Regions from separate parts of the Homo sapiens genome. Here region 2 is linked to region 1. A link is an interaction called in ENCODE POLR2A ChIA-PET data of the cell type or tissue named here. Cell type or tissue: OCI-LY7. All regions are shown on one strand. Links, peaks and the distances in the headings refer to the core of each region. The heading gives the core; the rest is flanking DNA. Region 1 overlaps LARGE1 (LARGE xylosyl- and glucuronyltransferase 1). Region 2 overlaps LARGE1 (LARGE xylosyl- and glucuronyltransferase 1).

Region 1 (5,378 bases), core at 189-5,188:
ACTTATTTAGCCCTGCTTCCACAACATTTACTAGCATCCTACAGAATGCTACATCATACACTGTGAGAAGTACTGAGTTTAGGAATAAAAGGTTTCATCTGAAACTTCCTCTGAACCTCATTCAAAGGAGTCATCCAGGCACTTTGGTCCCTACTTTCTCCTCCTGAGCCAAGGAGGTATGTGGTCTGAATTGACCAACCCAATTCTAGCTACATTCTTGTAGCTAGCCTAAAGAATGAAAATAGGGCAGGGAGGGAATAGTGGCAGAACCTTCTCTTAAACAGTTTTCATAATGCAAGCTTAAGGCATTCCCCTTTGCTAAAAAAGTTTTAAAGAGTTCTTGCCTGCAAGTAGTCCTCTACATGCTATGAAGTTACTTGGATGGTTTCAGATGCAGAAAGAAGGGAATGTTCCTACCATGCAGGAGGGAAAGTTGACATAAGTTAGCGCTGACACAGTGTCCTGAGTTGAATATTTATTGGCTCCATCCGGTTACCCACTATCACTAATCTTGGATCAGGCCCTACCCTAGGCCTACAGCTTCCTTTTCATACAGGACTGTCCTCAGGGAAGCCCTAGTTTTCCTGGCTTTTTTTTTTTTTTTTTTTTTGAGGCAGAGTCGCTGCGTCACCCAGGCTGGAGTGCAGCGGCGCGATCTCGGCTCACTGCAAGCTCCGCCTCCGGGGTTCACACCATTCTCCTGCCTCAGCCTCCCAAATAGCTGGGACTACAGGGGCCCGCCACCACGCCCGGCTAATTTTTTTGTATTTTTAGTAGAGACGGGGTTTCACCGTGTGTTAGCCAGGATGGTCTCAATCTCCTGACCTCGTGATCTGCCAGCCTTGGCCTCCCAAAGTGCTGGGATTACAGGTGTGAGCCACCATGCCCAGCCCTTTCCCGGCCTTTTATAATGATTGGGATCTTCCCAGGTTTTCACAGAGGCAGTCTGCTTATGGCCTGTGGTCTTCTCAAAGTCCTTCAAACATTTACTTACTGCTCCTCCAGGAGCTACTCTTTTGTTTTGGCTTTAGACCCCTGATTCAGCAAAGCCTCACCGTATTTAGTTATGAGCATGTAGATACACACACACATACACACACACACACACACACACACACACACACACACACACACGCTCCCAGGAGGTTGAGACCACATGGTATGGTTGAGACCACAAATCAAAGAGTGAAATTAATTTTACCACACGTTAGTTATATGGAAGCTTTAGTTTCTTCATCTGTAAAATGGAGGTAATTCTGTCTACCTTAGTTTCTTCATCTGTAAAATAGAGATAATTCCATCTACTTTGCAAGTTTGTCATAAGAATCAGAGGTCATCTGGCTGGGTGCAGTGGGTCACACCTGTAATCCCAGGACTTCGGGAGGCCGAGGCATGCGGATTACGAGGTCAGGAGTTCGAGACCAGCCTGGCCAACATGGTGAAACCCCGTCTCTACTAAAAATACAAAAAATTAGCTGGGTGTGGTGGCACACGCCTGTAGTGCCAGCTACTCAGGAGGCTGAGGCAGAAGAATCACTTGAACCTGGGAGGCAGAGGTTGCAGTGAGCCGAGATTGTGCCACTGCACTACAGCCTGGGTGACAGAGCGAGACTCTGTCTCAAAAAAAAAAAAAAAAAAGAATCAGAGGTCATCTAAGTTAAGTTCCTTCTCTCTAGTATACTGCAGTTGCTTGATAAATAGTAGGTATTATCATCATTGTCACCCTGTTTAGCTTCTCTTTTTTTTTTTTTTTTTGGCAGTTGCACTGGCAAAAAATAATGTCTAGCTCATAAAATAGCATTATTCTCACTTTCCTCTCTGCACAGATACCTACTTTTCTTTCCCTGCCATCTTGATTACTGAGCTGTTGCTAAAAAGAAAACATGGCCCTCTGATCCACAGATGAAAAGCCCTGCTACTTGACCAGATGTTCATGAGAGAATCCTTTGATTTTTAATTTATTTATTCATTTATTTATTTAGCGTTGGTCTCTGTGCTCCCAGCACAACAGCTGTAGGTAAAGTGCTGCGGGTCACATGCATCCCAGCCAGCTCCCTTGACAGTCCTTGTCAAATTTAAGGCATGTTGCCTCTGTGCAGAGCACTCAGGGGCAAGGGGCTTGCTCCAAGCTCCCAGACCCCGACGACAAGGATGGGAATGGGTGGATCAGGCAGCAGCGAATGCCAGGCAAAGGCCAAAGTCAAGCTTTTTGGCACCACCTTCCACCTGACAGCAGAAAAGCAGGGTCAAAAGTCTGATTTGGGGCACGCATTCCAAAGCCAAATCCGTGTTGTTTCAGCTTAAAAGGCTCCAGTTTCAAATGGAACCATTTTCATAACTTGAAGCAGTAGTCACTTAAAAATCCTCTTTCTACTTTGCACACATGCACATAATTTATATTAAATCCAGTGGGAATTAGGCAAGTTCAGTGAGGGATAATTAGACACCTTAATGAGGAAATGTATAGTTTCTGTAACTGTCATTTATTAAGCTTTTATGTACTACTTCATATTTTGAAAGCACTGCACAGCCATTAATTAGGATATTTCCGCAGCCCCATAGGAGCAAGGTCAATAAACAGAGTTCTGTTTCTCTTGGAAATGTTGTTTCTCAAGTCTTTTATGACCTGAGTGCAAACTCCTAACCTTTGAAGAAACTGGCAGATTGTCTTATAAGCTCATATCAATATGATGATTATATTTAACATCCTAAACAGACTCATTAGCTGCTTAAGAATATAATTTAAGCTCATAATTTTCCATACAGTGGATTTTCTTTCCTTTATTATTATTTGTTTTCTTCCTGTGGATGTATCTCTTAGCTGCCACTTGGAATAACCTCAAGAGATCTCCTAAGCATGCAGGCTGTGACACTATAAGCCACCTATTTTCAGAACACTGAGAAGGCTATGGGCCTGGAAATGTTTGCAAATATTGCAAATATTTCAAGTTGTCCAGTACATTTCACACTCACGGGAATTTTGAAGATTATTTGAATAATCAGTGGATTACAAAGAAAAATGATTTACTAGGTTTGGACATTAATTATCCATTAATAATTCCCACTACAGCACTGGTGGATACTCTTCCACTGTACCAGATGCCATTTAAATCTTTAAAGTGGCATCCACTTTAAAGATGCCATTTTTCTTGCTTTTGTTGTTGTTGTTGTTGTTTTTAAGACAGAGTCTCGCTGTGTTGCCCAGGCGGGAGTACAGTGGGGCCATCTTGGCTCACCACAACATCCGCCTCCCAGGTTCAAGCAATTCTTCTGCCTCAGCCTCCTAAGTAACTGTGATTACAGGCACCCACCACCACATCTGGCTAATTTTTGTATTTTTAGTAGAGACAGGGTTTTGCCGTATTGACCAGGCTGGTCTCGAACTCCTGACCTCAGGTGATCCACCCTCCTCTGCCTCTCAAAGTGCTGGGATCACAGGCGTGAGCCACCGCACCTGGCCCCCATTTTCTTTTTTGTTCCTCACAATCACCTTGGAGTTAATGTGGGATTGTCACTATATTACAAATAAGGATCTGAGGCTTAGAAACACAGTGACTTTTTTCAAGAATCATATTGATATTAAGCAGTGATATCAGGACTCAGAGCCAAGAGTGTGTTTTCCAAGTCCACTGCAGTTTTTTCTTTTTCCTTCCCCTTCTGGGATAGCTACAAAAAAAAAAAAAAAGAAGAAGCGTGTGTTCCCAGAATTCATTCTGCTGTGTCACTCTGAGGATGTGAGGATATTGGTTATAGGAATAACCTGTGGTAGGCTGGGCACGGTGGCTCACACCTGTAATTGCAACACTTGGGGAGGCCGAGGCAGGTGGATCATGAGGTCAGGAGTTCGAGAGCAGCCTGGCCAACATAGTGTAACCCTGTCTCTACTAAAAATACAAAAAATTAGCTGGGTGTGGTGGTGGGCACCTATAATCCCAGCTACTCGGGAGGCTGAGGCAGGAGAATCGCTAGAACCCGGGAGGCAGAGGTTGCAGTGAGCCGAGATCACGCCATTGCACTCCTGCCTGAGCGACAGTGCAAGACTCCGTCTCAAAAAAAAAAAAAAAAAAAAAAGGAAAAAGGAAATAACCTGTGGATAATTATAGATTTATGAGCAAAGACAAATGTTTTCACCCATGCTAGACAACTTTATGCAGCCTTTCTAAAATTTTCTTTTTTGGGAGAAGAGGGGGACATGGGTCATTACCTTTTGAGGTCTGCAGTTCAGATGTGGTGGACAGTATTTGCTACCTGCTAGATATTCAGCAACCCATTCCTTTGAAATCACTGTCCTAGAGAGAGAAGCCTGTCTGGTTTGACCTTTGTTCTTCCTGTCTCTCACTTATATAACCTTTTTTATCCTTAAGTTTCAGTGTAGACATCATTCATTTCAAGATGCCCTTCCCCTAATGCTTCCCCTGAGACACAGTCAGTTTACCTGTACCCCAGCTCCCATAGTTCTTCCCCACCTCCCATTTATCACAGTGCTTTGCATTTTTGTGATTACCTGTTTCCCTTCCCTATCAGGCCTTGCTCCCTGAGAACAAGGACTGTGTTTTAAAAACTTCCAAGTCCCCAGTTAACTAATGAATAGAACCAAAGCAGGTGCTCAAATAAAAAAATTTTGAAATGAATCATAGACGAAATGACTTCTGAATGCAGGACCTATGAGGATGTGAGGATATTGGTTATAGGAATAACCTGTGGTAGGCTGGGCACGGTGGCTCACACCTGTAATTGCAACACTTGGGGAGGCCGAGGCGGGTGGATCATGAGGTCAGGAGTTCGAGAGCAGCCTGGCCAACATAGTGTAACCCTGTCTCTACTAAAAATACAAAAAATTAGCTGGGTGTGGTGGTTTACACCTGTGTTCCCAGCACTTTGGGAGGCCAAGGTGGGCGGATCACTTGAGTTCAGGAATTCGAGACCAGCCTGGCTAACATGGTGAAACCCCTTCTCTCTTAAAAATACAAAAAACATTAGCCAGGCCTGGTGGCGCACACCTGTGGTCCTACTTACTCAGGAGGCTGAGGCACAAGAATGGCTTAAACCTGGGAGGCGGAGGGTGCAGTGAGCTGAGATCGTGCCACTCACTGCACTCCAGCCTGGGCAGCAGAGTAAGACTCTGTCTCAAAAAAAAAAAAAAAAAACACACAACAAAAGCAGACAGAGTCCCCTCTGGTTTGGCATGCCAAGAGCAGCTTGCCTATGGCCCAGCTGTGGTGTCTGGGAGCCCTGATTCCCAGAAGCCCACATGAGCCTGTGTCAGCCGAGCACACGTGTGACATTCATGTTTAAGAGGAAGCATGGTCTTTAAAAATGTCTAGGTACAAAGAAGAGCCACCCATGGGTTCTGCTGGCACAGGAAGCACAGGGTCTTT
Region 2 (5,378 bases), core at 83-5,082, 72 kb after region 1:
CAGGGAATTAGTTAACTACAGAAAAGTTTAAGAAGCCAATAAAATTCATCTGTGAATCCACCACTCAGAAAATCTTTGTTAACATTATAATGTGTTCCCTTCTTTTTTTGAGTGGGTTTTTCTTTTTCCTTTCGTCTTTTTCCTGCACTGGGACCACAGTTTTTTATGGCCTGCTTCGTTCATGGAACATTGTGTCTTCCACCATCTCATTTGATTCTCACCTCCATCTCCTGGGAAGAAGTAATTGTGTTGTGAAATGTCCCTGGTTTGAGGTCCGAAGACTGGATTCCCATCCTGGACTTCTTCTCGCTCACTGAAGCAGATTACTGAAAGCTCCTGAGCCTTAGTTTCCTCCTTTGTACAACAGATATGTGTGCTGAAGGATTAAATTGATGAAGCAATGCACCTGAAAACATTTAGCATTGCGCCAGTCACATAGTAGGTACCCAGTTAGTATTAGGTGGATCAAGGTGCAAAGCACCATGTAGAGGAGAAATGAACATGCAAGTTCAAGGATGGCTTCTGGTTGCCCCAGAGTCCTGTGGACAGGTACGTCTGACAGCATACCTTTCTTTCTTTCCTGTTTTGTTTTTGTTTTTTGTTGTTGTTTTTGTTTTTGATGGTGGTGGTTGTTTTTTGAGACAGAGCCTCACTCTGTCACCCAGGCTGGAGTGCAATGGCGTGATCTCGGCTCACTGCAACCATCCCCTCCCAGGTTCAAACGATTCTCCTGCCTCAGCCTCCCAAGTAGCTGGGACTAGAGGCGCACGCCACTGCACCCAGCTAATTTTTTGTATTTTTAGTAGAGACGGGGTTTCACGGTGTTAGCCAGAATGGTCTCGATCTCCTGACCTCATGATCCGCCTTCCTTCGCCTCCCAAAGTGCTGGGATTACAGGCATGAGCCACGGTGCCCGGCCACCTTTTTTTTCTACAATACCCACTGTGGTTGGTAAATGACAATATTCCCTAGATAATACCCTTTATACACTGCAGCAAGGGCTGCAAGTGAGCTTGGGATGTGGATGCCACCAAATCCCATTATTGGTACCATGAAGTTCAGAGCTGGAGGTGGCCTCTTCTCCAGGACTGCCCTAGTCCATCCCACTAGGGCAAGGTGTACTTTGGAAGTCCTCGGAGCATCTCCGTTGACCAGTACTCCCTCTCCTAACATACAGGGGCTGAGGACATCCAACAGAGGCTTGCTGAACATCCAAGATGGATCACATCAGCCACGCAGTCAGCAATAAGCAAGCCTAGGTTAGGATTTGAAAAGGTACATGATATAATCATAACCACATTGCTTAAGTTTCTGCAGCACTTTAGAGTTTACAAAACACTTGACATGCATTAGCTCATTTGAGAAAAATGCAGGGAATTAATTAACTACAGAAAAGTATAAAGAAGCCAATAAAATTCATCTGTGAATCCACCACTCAGAAAATCTTTGTTAACATTGGATATAGAACCTGGATATTGCTAGGTTCAGATGGTTCAGAAATGAAGGGGATACAGCTCCTGCTGTTAGGAGCTCACCATATGGATGCTTTTTAGAAAGTGGTTCCTGGAGCCATTTACCTGGGAATGTCTTTTTCCCCAACTCAAGGGTATGTACCTGTGTGTGCATATAAAGAGAAGGAGAGGCCAGACGCAGTAGCTCATGCCCGTAATCTCAGCACTTTGGGAGGCCGAGGCGGGTGGATCACCTGAGGTCAGGAGTTCAAGACCAGCCTGGCCAACATGGTGAAACTCTGTCTCTACTAAAAATACAAAAATTAGCTGGGCATGGTGGTGCGCACCTGTAATCCCAGCTACTAGGAAGGCTGAGGCAGGAGAATCGCTTGAACCCGGGAGGCAGAGGTTGCAGTGAGCCGAGATCGTGCCACTGTACTCCAACCTGGGCGACTGAGTGAGACTCCATCTTAGTCAATCAACCAGTCAGTCAGTAAAGGGGATGAGAAACCCCCATACATGCATGTGTTTCTCATTCTCCACTCACTAATGCCCATTTTCACATGGTGAGGACCAGCTACTTGTCTGAAGCCTCATCAAAGAAGGACCCATTTCTCCACACACATTTGCCTACCCACGCTCACACCCACGCATCACACACATTTCCACTGTCCTCTTCATTGAACTGGAAGCCCTTCATTCTTCTGAGCATATTAAAACAGAAACCAAAACCAAAGGAAAAAAAAGCCAACCCTGCTCTTGCAAAGAATTTTGTAGATGTTTAGTCTCCAGTGGAGGATAATTTCTTGTGCTCTTCTGCAGTGTGGGTGAGGGAGTTTAGGAGCATAGCAGTTGGTTACGTTTTCTGCCGGGAGGTAACATTATGGTTTATAGGCATATTTTAGGCCCTCAAGGGGAAAGCCAGGGGGACTCCCTCTAATATGTATGAATCAGAAGGGCCACCCTGGCTCATCCAGCCCCTACCATCCCTGCCCACCAGGATCTTGCCATACAGTCTCCTTCAGGTGAGGTTTGAGGACAAAAAGTATCCACATAGGTGTCTTCAGGGGCCCAGGTGTTTCCCTTTCCTGTGATAATCACTATGATAATAGGTGACATCTGTTGAATGTTTTCTTCAACCGCTGTTTTCTCTATATGCAGCATCTTTCAGAATCCTTCTATAACCTTCTGGGGTAGTGAGTTTTGTCGTCCTCATTTTACAGCTGAGGACCCTGAAGCTCAGAAAGGTTAGGTCACTCACCCACTTACCTGAGATGATCCAGGCAGAATGGGTTAGAACCAGTGTCCTTAGCCACTGTGCTGCATCTGCGTCTTCACATGAGGCCAAGCAGGCATCTTTCCTGAAGCAGCAGCATGGTGGTGGAGGGGCACAGACCCAGGTTTGACACCTCCACCCTTCTCAACTGTTGGATGAGGCTGCCAGTGACTCACCGGGGGCTCTGGGGAGGAGAGGAAATCACCTGTACCCAGCACCTTACGTGGAGCTTGGCACATGCTTGTTTGCTCTCCAAAAGCTTTTCAGCCGTCACAGACCCTTGGATGCAAATATTGAAGCAAATCATAGGCTGAAGAATGGGCTTATTGATCACCTTCTGTGCATATAATTAGAGGACACAAAAGGAAAATTGAAAGGATAGTCTTAACTTCACAGTGATTACAGGTTTTTTGTATACAGCAAATATTTTTCAGGCATGCAACACATGATATTAGCACCTGTCACAAGCCAGGCATGGTGCTCAGGACAATGGTAAAATGTCACAGTCTCACCGGGAAAGTTGCCGTTAAATAATTTCAGTTTAAGTTGACAAGTGCTTTAATGGAGTTACGAACTGAGTGCTCTTGGAGCGCAGAGAAGAAACGGATTGCTTCTACCCAGCAGGATCTGCAGAGGTCTCACAGAGCAGGTGCCATCTGGGCTGAATCTTGAAAGGTAAATGGAAGGTTTTTTAGGTGGAGGAGAGTGGAGTGAAGTGAGGGAGGGCATCCCCGAGAGGGAAGAGCATGGCACGGAACAAAGTCACGGAGGTGTGAGGGAAAGGCAGATTTGGGGAGCACACAGACCAATGATGAGGCCACAGAGTGTGGGGGTGATGGGTCAGAGAGAGCAGCCCGTAATTGTCAACAAGGAAATCTGGATTTAATCATACAGGTCAGAAGGAAGCAGTGGGGTCATAGATCTTAGATGGAATGAGAATTTCAGCTTCCTTGTCTTATATTAAACTGTTGGCATGGTGAGAATCTTCAAATAGGCAGGGACAGCAAATTGACTTGAAAAGCTGAATATCCCTAATTGCATCCTTTTAACGGTTAAAAATTTTAGAGATAGTTGACAGTGTCTCACAGATGATTGGATCTCAGCCAGTTTCCCAAGCTGCATTTGGAAATGTTCAAGTACATTTGGAGCATCACAGGGCTGTCTGGAGAATGCTATAAGCATTTGGTGGGCAGGAGCTCGGGAGGTTGATTGTCCTTCAATATGTGGTACAGGTCCCCATAATAAAAAAGTGCCCCCCACAAAATACCAATAGCACTCTATCAGTATCTATTGCTCAGAACCAGTAAGATCTCAGTGGCCTTCAAGAAGCATTTATTGGCCGGGCGCGGTAGCTCACGCCTGTAATCTCAACACTTTGGGAGGGTTCGGTGGGTGGACTGCCTGAGGTCAGGAGTTCAAGACCAGCCTGGCCAACATAGTGAAACCCTGTCTCTATTAAAAATACAGAAATTAGCCGGGCGTGGTGGTGAGTGCCTGTGATCACAGCTACTCGGGAGGCTGAGGCCAGAGAATCACTTGAACCCGGGAGGCAGAGGTTGCAGTGAGCTGAGATCGCGTCACTGCACTCCAGCCTGGGCAACAGAGCTAGACTCTGTCTCAAAAAAAATAAGTAGTATTTATTGAGGCAGCTGGGCCAGGCTGGCTTGCATGACTTTGGCAATTGGGGAGGAGCTGCTCTGCCCCAGATGTCTCATCTTCCAGCAAGCTAGCCTCGGCATCTTCTCATGGCAATGGTAGGGGTGCAAGAAACACTTTCTCTTGAGGTCTAGCCTCAAGACTGAGACAATATTACTTCCCCTGCTTTTTGTTAACAAAAATACATCATGATTCTAGCCCTTATTCAAGGCTAGAGAAATAAACTGTGCCGCTTTAGTAAGCACCACTGCAAAGGACAAGGATATCTGGGGTGGCGGGGAGTGGGGGAGAGAGAAGGAATTGGAGCAATTAATGCCATCATCTTCCATAGCACACATCTTGAGAAATAATGCCATCAAGTAATCTGTCAAGGCAATGGTCTTAACAGGTACAAAGCTCTACAGAAGCAAGTTAATATATTTTCTTATTGACTGCTACACTGTTGATTTGGTGATTTAAAAAAGTACACCTTCTTGGAAAAACATTCTATGGTATTCAGCTAGGTTGGTAACCCTTGCCATGTAAACTTTTGTCTGTATTCTATCGTGTGATAGACAAGGCTGATTTAACAGAAAAAAAAAAATGGAACCAGCCCTCCTGTGACCTTTGGCAAATTATCATTTTTTTTTAATATACTTTAAGTTTTAGGGTACATGTGCACAATGTGCCGGTTAGTTACATATGTATACATGTGCCATGTTGGTGTGCTGCACCCATTAACTCATCATTTAACATTAGGTATATCTCCTAATGCTATCCCTCCCCTCTCCCCCAACCCCACAACAGGCCCCGGTGTGTGATGTTCCCCTTCCTGTGTCCCTGTGACTACAATAGCAAAGACTTGGAACCAAGCCAAATGTCCAACAGTGATAGATTGGATTAAGAAAATGTGGCACATATACACCATGGAATACTATGCAGCCATAAAAAATGATGAGTTCATGTCCTTTGTAGGGACATGGGTGAAGCTGGAAACCATCATTCTCAGCAAACTA

What was found. Peaks named below come from ENCODE experiments on the same cell type or tissue, not always from the same donor. Only the 100,000 strongest peaks of a DNase experiment are listed, where the experiment ranks them.
Region 2: POLR2A ChIA-PET joins it to region 1 with 21 read pairs; 2 of 35 experiments call an interaction of 5 or more read pairs at or near these places.

The regions. Positions count from the first base shown.
Region 1 is chr22:33,390,459-33,395,836 of GRCh38, reverse strand. All of the region lies in intron 7 of LARGE1 (LARGE xylosyl- and glucuronyltransferase 1), which reads left to right. Among named protein-coding and RNA genes, the nearest start is that of MIR4764, 44 kb to the left of the region's middle. In OCI-LY7, for the core only: no CTCF peak of the experiment used is centred there; no DNase peak of the experiment used is centred there.
Region 2 is chr22:33,318,382-33,323,759 of GRCh38, reverse strand. The region is part of intron 10 of LARGE1 (LARGE xylosyl- and glucuronyltransferase 1); the gene reads left to right. Among named protein-coding and RNA genes, the nearest start is that of MIR4764, 120 kb to the left of the region's middle. RefSeq lists an enhancer at 2,136-2,265. In OCI-LY7, for the core only: no CTCF peak of the experiment used is centred there; a DNase peak (open chromatin) is centred at 2,579; H3K4me3 peaks cover 1,133 bases; H3K27ac peaks cover 1,647 bases.